Linked DNA regions of Homo sapiens: region 1 is linked to region 2. A link is an interaction called in ENCODE POLR2A ChIA-PET data of the cell type or tissue named here. Cell type or tissue: Caco-2. All regions are shown on one strand. Each heading gives the region's core, and the rest is flanking DNA. Links, peaks and the distances in the headings are about the cores only.

The links. Peaks named below come from ENCODE experiments on the same cell type or tissue, not always from the same donor. Only the 100,000 strongest peaks of a DNase experiment are listed, where the experiment ranks them.
Region 1: POLR2A ChIA-PET joins it to region 2 with 10 read pairs; 3 of 35 experiments call an interaction of 5 or more read pairs at or near these places.

Annotation. Positions count from the first base shown.
Region 1 is chr5:76,240,064-76,245,443 of GRCh38, reverse strand. The region is part of intron 4 of SV2C (synaptic vesicle glycoprotein 2C); the gene reads right to left. It also overlaps the pseudogene HMGN2P4. Among named protein-coding and RNA genes, the nearest start is that of SV2C-AS2, 69 kb to the left of the region's middle. In Caco-2, for the core only: no CTCF peak of the experiment used is centred there; no DNase peak of the experiment used is centred there; H3K27me3 peaks cover 121 bases.
Region 2 is chr5:76,381,174-76,386,553 of GRCh38, reverse strand. No RefSeq gene overlaps it. Among named protein-coding and RNA genes, the nearest start is that of IQGAP2, 19 kb to the left of the region's middle. In Caco-2, for the core only: no CTCF peak of the experiment used is centred there; a DNase peak (open chromatin) is centred at 2,183.

The DNA.
Region 1 (5,380 bases), core at 120-5,119, 140 kb after region 2:
TCACATCTCCTTGGACTCTTCAGAATCATTTGCCACTGGTGACTTTTGCATGAACTGAGCTTCTATCTTCATCCCTGGTCCTTGCCCCATCCTGGAACCCCTTCCACAGCCTGTTTCTCCATTCTAGCAGGGCTAGTCCTTCCTCTTCCTCTTCCTCCAAGTCTTGGCCATTTCATTCATTCATTCATTCATTCCTACAAAATTTATTGGGAATCTGGCATTGAGGAATTAACAGTGACAGCTCCTGGCCACATGAAGTTTATAAACTCGGGGGAAATGCAAATATAAATATATAGAGAGCAATTGAAACATAGAAGGGCAAACTGAAGATGGTAGACATACAGGGTACTCTGGGATCTTACACTTGAGGGGAACTAACCCAATTTGGGGGTACCATGGAAGATTTCCTAGAAAAGCTGACATATAAATTGAGTCCTAAAGAAAGAGACAGTTCCTGTCAGGAAGAGGTTGTGTACAAAGGCAGTATTCAGACTTTGACTCTCTTCTTTATATGATCTCTTCATGAATGTATTCACTTCCCCACATTTATACACCTCATCTATTCTGTTAGACCTGGACTGCCTAGTACAATATGGCAGCCACTAGCCACTGGTATTGAGCCCTTGAAACATGGCTAGTGTGACTGAGAAACAGAATTAGGACTTTTATTAATTTTGATGAATTTAACTTGATTCAGTGATTCAAAAACCATTAAGTATGTTTGGATCAACTTGAATATGAACTGACATTTTGTAAACTTTATGGACTCTAAATATAGAACAAGGGTTTCCAATAAAAACTTGCATCTGAATTGAAATGCATTGTAAATGTAAACTACATACCAGATTTAAAGGATAATACCAAAGAAAGAATGTAAACTATCTCATTTTTATATTGATTACATGTTGAAATGACATTTTGGATATTTGTTGGGTTAAAATAAGGTAATTATAAGAACTAATGGTACATATTTCTTTTTACTGTTTGATGTGGTTACTAGAAATTTTAAATTACATTTGTGGCTCATGTTATATTTCTACTGGACAGCACTGGGCAAGACCAAAACTCTTTGAAGGCAGGAACTTGGTCTTACTCATCTTTTGCCTTGGCACCATGTTTTGTGTACAACAGGGGCTCTATAAATCATTTGTCAATTAAGCAAGATATCCTACATGTGGCCAGCCCCAATCCACACCAGAAATACTTCATTTGACATCTCATTCTGCTTTTTGAGAGCTTACCGTGTTTGGTTCTTTTCTAGGCCTGGGGACAGAGTAGTAAGTGAGACAAAGTCCTGCCCACATGGAGTTTCATTCTAACTGAAGATGCCATATTGAATGTGTGTTATAAATCAGTGTAAGGAGCTAGGGGCTTGGACTGAGAATGGGTGTGCTATTTTAGGTATTTTAGGTAGGGTGGGAAGGGATGGCCTCTCCAAGCCACAGAGAACTGAATGCAGAGAGAGGGCGGTCCCTGTGGATGTTTGAGAGAACATTTCAAACAGAGGGGACTACATGTGCAAATGCCCTGAGAGGGAAATGTTTTTGGCGTATTCAGAGCAGAGCAAGGCCAGTGTGGCTGCATGTGAGTTGGAGTGGGAGGATGTGAGGTAAGCCAGGACCTGATTGGGCACACCCAAGGAGGGCCCGGCCAGGACTTGAGGTTTACTTTCAAGTGTGATGAGGAGACACAGGGGGTCAAGAATAGGAAATGACAGAAGAGATCTAGATTTTTGAAGGACCACACTGGTTGTCTTGTTGAGAATAGACTGCGGGGCACGGCACAGAAGCAGAATCAAAGAGAGCAGGCAGGAGGCTTTGGCACCAGTCAGCAGTGACTTATTGAGCATCCAAGGGTGTATGCAGCAGGAAAATAAAATGAGATGTGTTCAGAATCCCACTGTGTATTTTACTACAAATTGAAAAAGATCCAGGAAAAGCCATCTTTTAAAAAAATCTCTCTTCCCAGTCAAAAGCATTATGGCAAGCCCAGAAGATGCTCATGTGGACTGCCTCTGTGCTCCCAGCTGCTGTCCTGCACTCAGCTGAAAAACCCTCAGAGGAAGTCTTTGAGTTATACCAGGAAATAAAATCCCCTCAATACGCATTTGTTGACTGTAGAACTAATCTGAGAGCGTTCTTGTGGAATCCTTTACTTGAGGTTTGTAAGTCCCTAGCAGATTAACTCTGTTTTTAGAAAACATACATTTTTTTTGATTCCATGCATTTCTGTAGTGCAAGTATATTATAGCTCTGTGTGTGCACAGCAACCATTTACTGAGCACTTGCTATGGTGCCTTGCCCCTCACCAACCTCTTTACATGGCTCATCTCATTTTATCCTAGTAATGACCTAACAAGTAGATGCCACTATCTTCGTTTTCTTTCTTTCTTTTCTTTTTGTCTTTTTTTTTTTTTTTTTTTTTTTTTTTTAGATGGGGTCTCGATCTGTTGCACAGGCTGGAGTGCAGTGGTGTGATCTTAGCTCACTGCGGCCTCAAACTCCCAGGCTCAAGGGATCCTCCCGCCTCAGCCTTCTGAGTAGCTGGGACTACTACTAATTTTTTAAATTTTTTGTAGATATGGGGTCTTGTTATGCTGTCCAGGCTAGTCTTGAACTCCTGACCTCAAGCAGTCCTCCCACCTCAGGCTCCTAAAGTGCTGAGATTACAGGCGTGAGCTACCACACCTGGCATCATCTTCGTTTTCTTGATGAAGAAACAAAATGCTCCAAGATTATGCAGATGGTCAGTGCAGAGAATGGCTTCAAGTCAGACACACCTGGATTTTAACTCTAGCCCTGTACCCACTATCTGTGTGACCTCGCAGCATTTTGTTTCTGTACCAATAAAACAAAACATGTCTCACTTGAAGCCATGAGGCCAGCGTTTTTTAAAGTGTGGTTCCTAAACCACCTACATAAGAATCACCAGGGTTCCTTATTAAAAGTGCAAACTGGGCTGGGCGCATTGGTTCATGCCTGTAATCACAGCACTTTGGGAGGCCGAGGTGGGCAGATCATGAGGTCAAGAGATTGAGACCGGAGCAGTGTGAAGAAGAGGCGAGAACGACCCCCGGTCCGACCAAAGCCCGCGCGCCGCTGCGTCCCGCGTCCAGCACCTATGTCCCGCTGCCGTCGCTGCCGCCACCATGCCCAAGAGAAAGGCTGAAGGGGATGCTAAGGGAGATAAAGCCAAGGTGAAGGACGAACCACAGAGAAGATCCGCGAGGTTGTCTGCTAAACCTGCTCCTCCAAAGCCAGAGCCCACGCCTAAAAGGCCCCTGCAAAGAAGGGAGAGAAGGTACCCAAAGGGAAAAAGGGAAAAGCTGATGCTGGCAAGGAGGGAAATAACCCTGCAGGAAATGGAGATGCCAAAACAGACCAGGCGCAGAAAGCTGAAGGTGCTGGAGATGCCAAGTGAAGTGTGTGCATTTTTGATAACTGTGTACTTCTGGTGACTGTACAGTTTGAAATACTATTTTTTATCAAGTTTTATAAAAATGCAGAATTTTGTTTTATTTTATTTTATTTTTTTTAAAGCTATGTTGTTAGCACATAGAACACTTCATTGTTGTTTTTGGGGGAAGGGGCATATGTCGCTAATAGAATGTCTCCAAAGCTGGATTGATGTGGAGAAAACACCTTTCCCTTCTAGTTTTGAGAGACTTCCTCTTGGCTTCCAGGAGGAGGGATTCCCTGACTTTGACACACATGGCCACCTTGGCACAAAAGCCTTGTGGTATAGAAAAACAAATTTGTTTTTATGTCCTCGTCTCCCTTTCCCTCTTTCAGCATAGACTTAACTCCCTTAAGCCCAGACATCTGTTGGGACCTGACCCCTAGTCATTGGTTACCAGTGTGTTAGGCAATCTGGACTTTCCAGTGATGCCACTGAGATGGCACCTGTCAAAAGAGCAGTGGTTCTGTTTCTAGATTATGGATCTTCAGATAAATTCTGCCATTTTCATTTAACTTCCTGAAAGTCAGGGTCGGCTTGTGAAAAGTTGTTAAACAACATGCTAAATGTGAAATGTCAACCCTCACTCTAAACTTTCCCTGTTCAGAGCATCAGATGAAGACTTCATTGGGTTTTATAGTGGCTTTCTGATTTTTGGTAGTCCATTGAAGAAGGGAGTTTGAAAGTTGTTGTATACTGTTAACGATTGTCTGCCCATGTCCTGCCTGAAATACCATGATTGTTTATGGAAAGTATCTTTAATAAAGCTGGATACAGTTTGGCTTGGGAAAAAAAAAAAAAAAAAGAGATTGAGACCATCCTGGACAACATGGTGAAACCCCGTCTCTACTAAAAATACAAAAATTAGCTGGGTGTGGTGGCGTGCGCTTGTAGTCCCAGCTACTCGGGAGGCTGAGGCAGGAGAATCGCTTGAACCTGGGAGGTGGAGGTTGCAGTGAGCTGAGATCACGCCACTGCCACTGCAACCTGGGTGACAGAGTGAGACTCCATCTCAAAAAAAAGTGGAAATGGGGTGGGATCTGGGAGTTTGTATTTTTAATAATAGTGGATCTAATCAATGATAAATATTTATCTGGCATCTGCCTGTAGTGTCATAACTAGGATTAATATACTTCAAAAAATTGGTCATTTTATATTTACATTACTTTTCTGAGGCATTTGGAGCCTCGTGAAATTCTGTGTTTTGAGGTGGTGTCTTAGTTTGGTTTCCCCAAATGGAGCCTGAGACAGGGACTTGTGTGCAGGTGGTTTACTTGAGAGGTGAACCCAGAGCACAGGTGGAAGGATCAGAGAGACTGAGAGAGGAAAGGAGGAAAAGCATATAAAGAGTGTATAACAGAACTGCTTACTGCTAGGAACAAGAGGGACTCAATCCCACTTGGGGACCCTCTAAGGAACCATGTAGAATGTGTCACAGATGGTTCCTCCAGAGGACAATTATCCACTGCCTTCTGTTGTCTTTTAGTTGAGGGTTGATTCCTAGTTAGTTACTTCCCCTGCACTTCGAGGCTGAGTCTGTGTGGGGATGAGAGGTCTTTGGAGAGAGCCCTGAGGCAGAAAATCGGAGACCCTAAGGGGATGCTTGGGGTAAAATGTTGGTAATGTACACACTACTGTTTACACAGCTACACTGATATCAGGGGACAGGTGATGTGTCAAAATACATCTGCTTTAAGCAGAAGTTATCACACAACTGCTGTGTAATTATTACTTGCCACATTTGGGGTAGGGGTGTGGGAATGCAGTCTCCCTTGGCTGGCACTGAACCAACACTATGTTCTCCCTCACACGTGCCACAATTTTATGCTGTAGGGGTGCCACCAAAACAAATAGTAGGCATTAGATTCTTCTCTTTTGCTTTCACATTCTTCATCTTTCAAGATTTCAAAGAAAAAGGGCACAA
Region 2 (5,380 bases), core at 171-5,170:
AGATGTGGCTCCTCCCTCGCCTTGCAGGTACAGCTCCAAGGTCAAACAAGACTGGAGGGCAGCCAAGGCCAGGACGTTGGCATGAGATCCTGCAGCCCAGAAAGGGAGAAAACCTGTTTACTTATAATTCTGCCTGTGCCATTCCCCTTCCCCATAACTGGCCCTATATTCATTCTGCACTGTGATCATCAGCCTGACAGATGATTTTGTTCCTAGCTTTTCCTTTTCTCTCTCTCCAAACTTATAGAGCTGTCTGGTTTTAGAAAGTGCTTAACAAGACTTGTGTTTAAACAAGAACCCTGAGAACCTTAAGGAATGATAGGCAGAGGTCAGCAACCTTCCTCAGAGTCTCCTAGTTTTTCTTCACAGCCCAGAAGATACTGTCTGAATTTAGAAAAATCTGACTATGATCTGAGAGACTGCAAGAGAGGGAAAAGAGAGAGAGAGAACAGAATTTGGAAAAAAAAGTCCATAAAGCTTGTGTGTTATTGGCAAACATTTCTTATTTCCCTCAGTTTGCAGGAATCTGAGACTCAAGGAGCTGAATTTCAAGTCACACCAAATATTATCACCGTCTACACACATGGACTCACAGTCCAGATTTAGATCCTGGGGTAAAAGATGATAGGAAAATTAAGATCATACATTTAATGCTTAAAATCAAATGGTTGACTTGCTTAAGTGTAAATTTTTTTTTTTTTTTTTTTGAGACAGGGTGTCACTCTGTAACCCAGGCTGGAGTGCAGTGTTGCAATCTCAGCTCACTGCAACCTGCAACCTCCACCTCCTGGGCTCAAGTGATCCTCCCGCCTCAGCCCCTTAAGTTGCTGGGATTACAGACATGAGCCACCACACTAGGCTAATTTTTGTATTTCTTGCAGAGACTGGGTTTCCCAGGCTGGTCTAGAACTCCAGAGGTCAAGCGATCCACCCGCCTCGGCCTTCCAAAGTGCTAGGATTACAGGTGCGAGCCACTGTGCCTGGCCAAATGTAAACAATTTGATTCTACAGGGAAATTATTCAGTATCAAAAATTATTTTCATGAAGTCAAAGTGTATTTGTTGGGTGACTGATATGTGTACAACCTCGGCTCTAAAGGAGTTCATAGCCTAACTGGTTTAAGAAGGCATGGGTTTTGGAAAGGATTCATAACAGTACAAATCTCTGCCAAACAAGGTCAGAAAGTTATAGGAGTAAGGACATTTCTTGGCAAAAAGCAGTGCTGTGAGTTTTTACAACAAAGAGTTAGATCCATCAGGGAAGGTTTTGCTGAATTTGATGTTTAAAATGTTTTACCTCTGCATAATGGCAACCCAGTGTCTGGCCAGACAGACAGGACTATATCATATTTCCAGCATCTAGAACAGGCCTGACACATAGCAGAAGCACTCAATTTACAATTGTTGAATGAGTGAGTGAATGAATGAATTCTGGTAAAGAAAGCAGGTAGATTCCATCATTTTTAGGCATTCCTTCTAGGCACACTTCCCAGCAGAACCAATGATTATGAAAGTCAAAAGCTTCCCGTGCCCTTCACCAAGACATCATTCTAGGAGATGCTTCTCTGCCAGGGGAAGTCTGGAGTAGCAACTTTGCTACTTACAGCTATGTGACCCTGGGCAGGCTCCTGCACCCTTTGAGCCATTGTGCCATCATCGTCAAGTAATACCCACTTGACAGGGTTGTGGGAACATCAAAGGAGATAATGTAGGCAAAGCTTTTAGCAAAGTGCTAAGAGGGGCATAATAAGTGGAAACTGCTTTCTAATTCGACTTATTCTAATTGGCATAAAAGAAAAGTGCACATTTACCTGCCCTAAGAGGCTTTTTAATTTAAAAAAATTTTATTTGGTCCTTCTCTCTCCAACTTAAAAAAAAATTTTGTTCACTGGTAAAAGAAATTTTCTAGGAAAACACTAATGAAAAGCTGGGGGGGTGGTGGGGGGGGGAAGGAGAGCCACTACTGAGGCACTTAGGGGCCTCTTACTGAGGGTTCTTCCCTCTCCAGAACAGGCCAAGTGCTTCCTGACCACACCACTACATTGGAGCAGGCAGGGTTAAACCTGGTGGTGAATTTGAGCAGCATTTCCTTGGCAGCAGCGTGACAAGCCACGGTACCTTGCAAACTGCATTTCTCCCCACCTTCTGCTATGCTGGAAGCCGGCCACTCCAGCGTCTTGTTTTTGTGTATGAGCTTATCAGTAAAAAGAGATTTAAATGAACAGGCTCAAAATGGTACCTCTACAAAGTCCAGGTCAAATGTCATGTACACAACTCCTCCTCCACAAACTCTACCATCAAGCCAGTTTGCTCCCTGACAAAGTCAGAGCACCTAGAAATTCTGCAACAACACAAGATGAAATGGCTCACTGGAGGGGACCAAGAGGGGATGACTTCCAGGGAGCTCCCTGGCCTGAGTGGCAGGGCTGCCCTCCGGCATTGCAGATGGAGGCAGGAAGCTGAGGGGGCTCTGCTGGGTAGGCAGACACTCAGCCCCCAGGAAAACCAATCTGGGGTGGTCTGAGGAATGCAGTCAGAACCTTCTGTCCCTGTCTCCTGACAGCTCCTGAACCACATAAGTCAGATGATTTTATATATATATATATGCATGCACATATAAAATATACTACATATAATCATATATGTTCAAACATATATGTATACATTTAAAAATTAAATACATGAATAAAAGGAATGCATATGCTTACATTACTTTAGTGAGAGAGTGGAATAGAACATTTATTGGGTAAGAGGAACACTGTTAGTTAGACACTCAGTTGAGGCAGTGAGGATGGTGGTTAAAATTCAAATCTTGGTTCCACCCTTTGCTAGCTGTGAGTGATTTAAATCTCTCAAAGCATCTATTTCCTCACTGTACACAGCCGACAATAATAATACCCAGTTCATAAGGGTGTGGTAAGGATTAAATGAAATAACATGTGGTAAACCCTTAGCAAGCTTAACATTGTAAGCACTCAAGAAATAGCAGCAGTTATTAGTAATAACAACTCTTATCACTGTAAGGTAGGTATAGTCATTTTGGGTTCTCCAGAGAAACAAAACTAATAGAGGATGCGTGTGTGTGCATGTGTGTGTGTGTGTGTGTGTGTCTATGGAGAGAGAGAAAGAGAGAGAGAGATTTATTTTAAGGAATTGGCTCATGTGTGGAGCCTGGCAAGTTCAAAATCTGTGGAGTAGGACAGCAGGCTAGAGACCCAGGGAAGAACTGACGCTGGTATCCAGTCCGAAGGCCCATCTACTGGCAGAATGCCTTCTTGCTGGGGTAAGTGGAGAGAACAGTCTTTTGTTCTATTTAAGCCTTCAAATGATTGTATGAAGCCTGTCCATATTATGGACAACAATCTTCTTCACTTGAAGTTCACCAATTTAAATGTTAATCTCATCTAAAAACATCCTCACAGAAACATTCAGAATAATATTTGACCAAATATCTGGGTGCTGTGGCCCAACCAAATTGACGCATAAAATTAACCAGCACAGGAGACTTGATTAGCCCCGTTTCAAAGATGAGAAGCCTGAGGCTCCAAGAGATTAGACAGTTGCCCAGGGTTTACAGTCAAAAAGCTGGAATTCAAAGCCTGGCATAAACCAGCACCTGGCCAGTGCTTGGCCCACAGCTGACTTAGGGTTTCCTGAATGTAATCCTTTCTTTTTTCTTTTCTTTTCTTTTTTTTTTTTTGAGATGGAGTCTCTCTGTGTTCCCCAGGCTGGAGTGCAGTGGCACGATCCTGGCTCACTGTAACCTCCACTTCCCAGGTTCAAGTGATTCTCCTGCCTCAGCCTCTGGAGTAGCTGGGACTACAGGAGGGTGCCACCATGCCTGGCTAACTTTTTGTGTACTTTTAGTAGAGACAGGGTTTCACCATGTTGGCCAGGCTGGTCTCAAACCCCTGAGCTCAGGTGATTCGCCTGCCTTGGCCTTTCAAAGTGCCAGGATTACAGGCGTGAACCACTGCGCCTGGCGTGCTAAATGTATTTCTAGCTCTAGTCTCAGCTCTTACCCCTAAACTGCATCCTGGAGGAAGGGGGCACAGGAGATTATTATTATTTTTTTTTTATTGAGGACAAAGGAAGCAGGGGAAAGAAAGAAGTGGGAGAAAGTTTGGTATGTGATGACTTTGGGGGTCATCAGCTGAGTGGTGGGGTGAGGTGAAGCAGAGTCGGAGGACCTGAGCAGTGGCTCCTGGTGGGGCCCTGGAGAGACACAAGGGGGACAAAGAGACAAAGACAGATGTATGGCCTGATCTCAGGCACCATGTTCTGGGCTGCTTTAGACCAGGTGGTAGAGACAACTTCTGACTATGTGAGGCATTGTTGTGAGACCTGGAACAAAAAAAGCTGAGTAGGGAAGGTATCCCAGGCTAGTGCCACAGAAAACCACAAAAGCTGGAGTATGGAAGGGCTGGGGCAGACTGAAGCTGGAGGCAGGAGCAGCATGTGCAGGACTCTGGGTTTCCTTCTAAAGAGACAGGAAGGCCTGGTGTGGTGTCTCATGCCTGTAATCCCAGCACTTTGGGAGGCCGAGGCGGTGGATCACCTGAGGTCAGGAGTTAAAGACTAGCCTGGCCAACATGGTGAAACCCCATCTCTACTAAAAATACAAAAACTGGCCAGGTGTGATGGTGGGTGGTTGTAACCTCTGCTACTTGGGAGGCTGAGGCAGGAGAATTGCTTGAACTGGGAAGCAGGAGGTTGCAGTGAGCTGAAATTGCGCCACTGCACTCCAGCCTGGGTGACAGAGTGAGACTTCGTCTAGAAATAAATAAATAAAGAGATGGGAAGCCACTGGAGGGTTTAGGTAGGATTGACATTATCTGGCTGCCCCACTTGCTAGCGGATTGAGTGATCAGACCCTTTGGGTTTCTTTCTTTCTTTTTTTTTGAGACAAAGTTTCACTCTTGTTGCCCAGACTGGAGTGCAATGGCGCCATCTCAGCTCACTGCAACCTCCGCCTCCCAGTTTCAAGCAATTCTCTTGCCTCAGCCTCCCAAATAGCTGGGATTACAGGCATGCACCACCACGCCCGGCTAATTTTTTGTATTTTTAGTAGAGACGAGATTTCACCATGTTGGCCAGGCTGGTTTAGAACTCCTGACCTCAGGTGATCCACCTGCCTAGGCCTCCCAAAGTGCTGGGATTACAGGCATGAGCCACTGCACCCAGACTGACCCTTTGGATTTCATAGCTAGCCAAGGATCCAGGCTTACAGTGGCTGCCTGGAGTCTGAAAACAGGCTCTTCTCAAATAAATACTTGAAAAGTTATTAAACTTAAAGTCTAAATATTCAATAAGGAAGCCCAGCCTTGGGATTTCCTCTGTCTTCTGCTGCCCACACCTCTGTGGGTCTGGGCCCAATTACT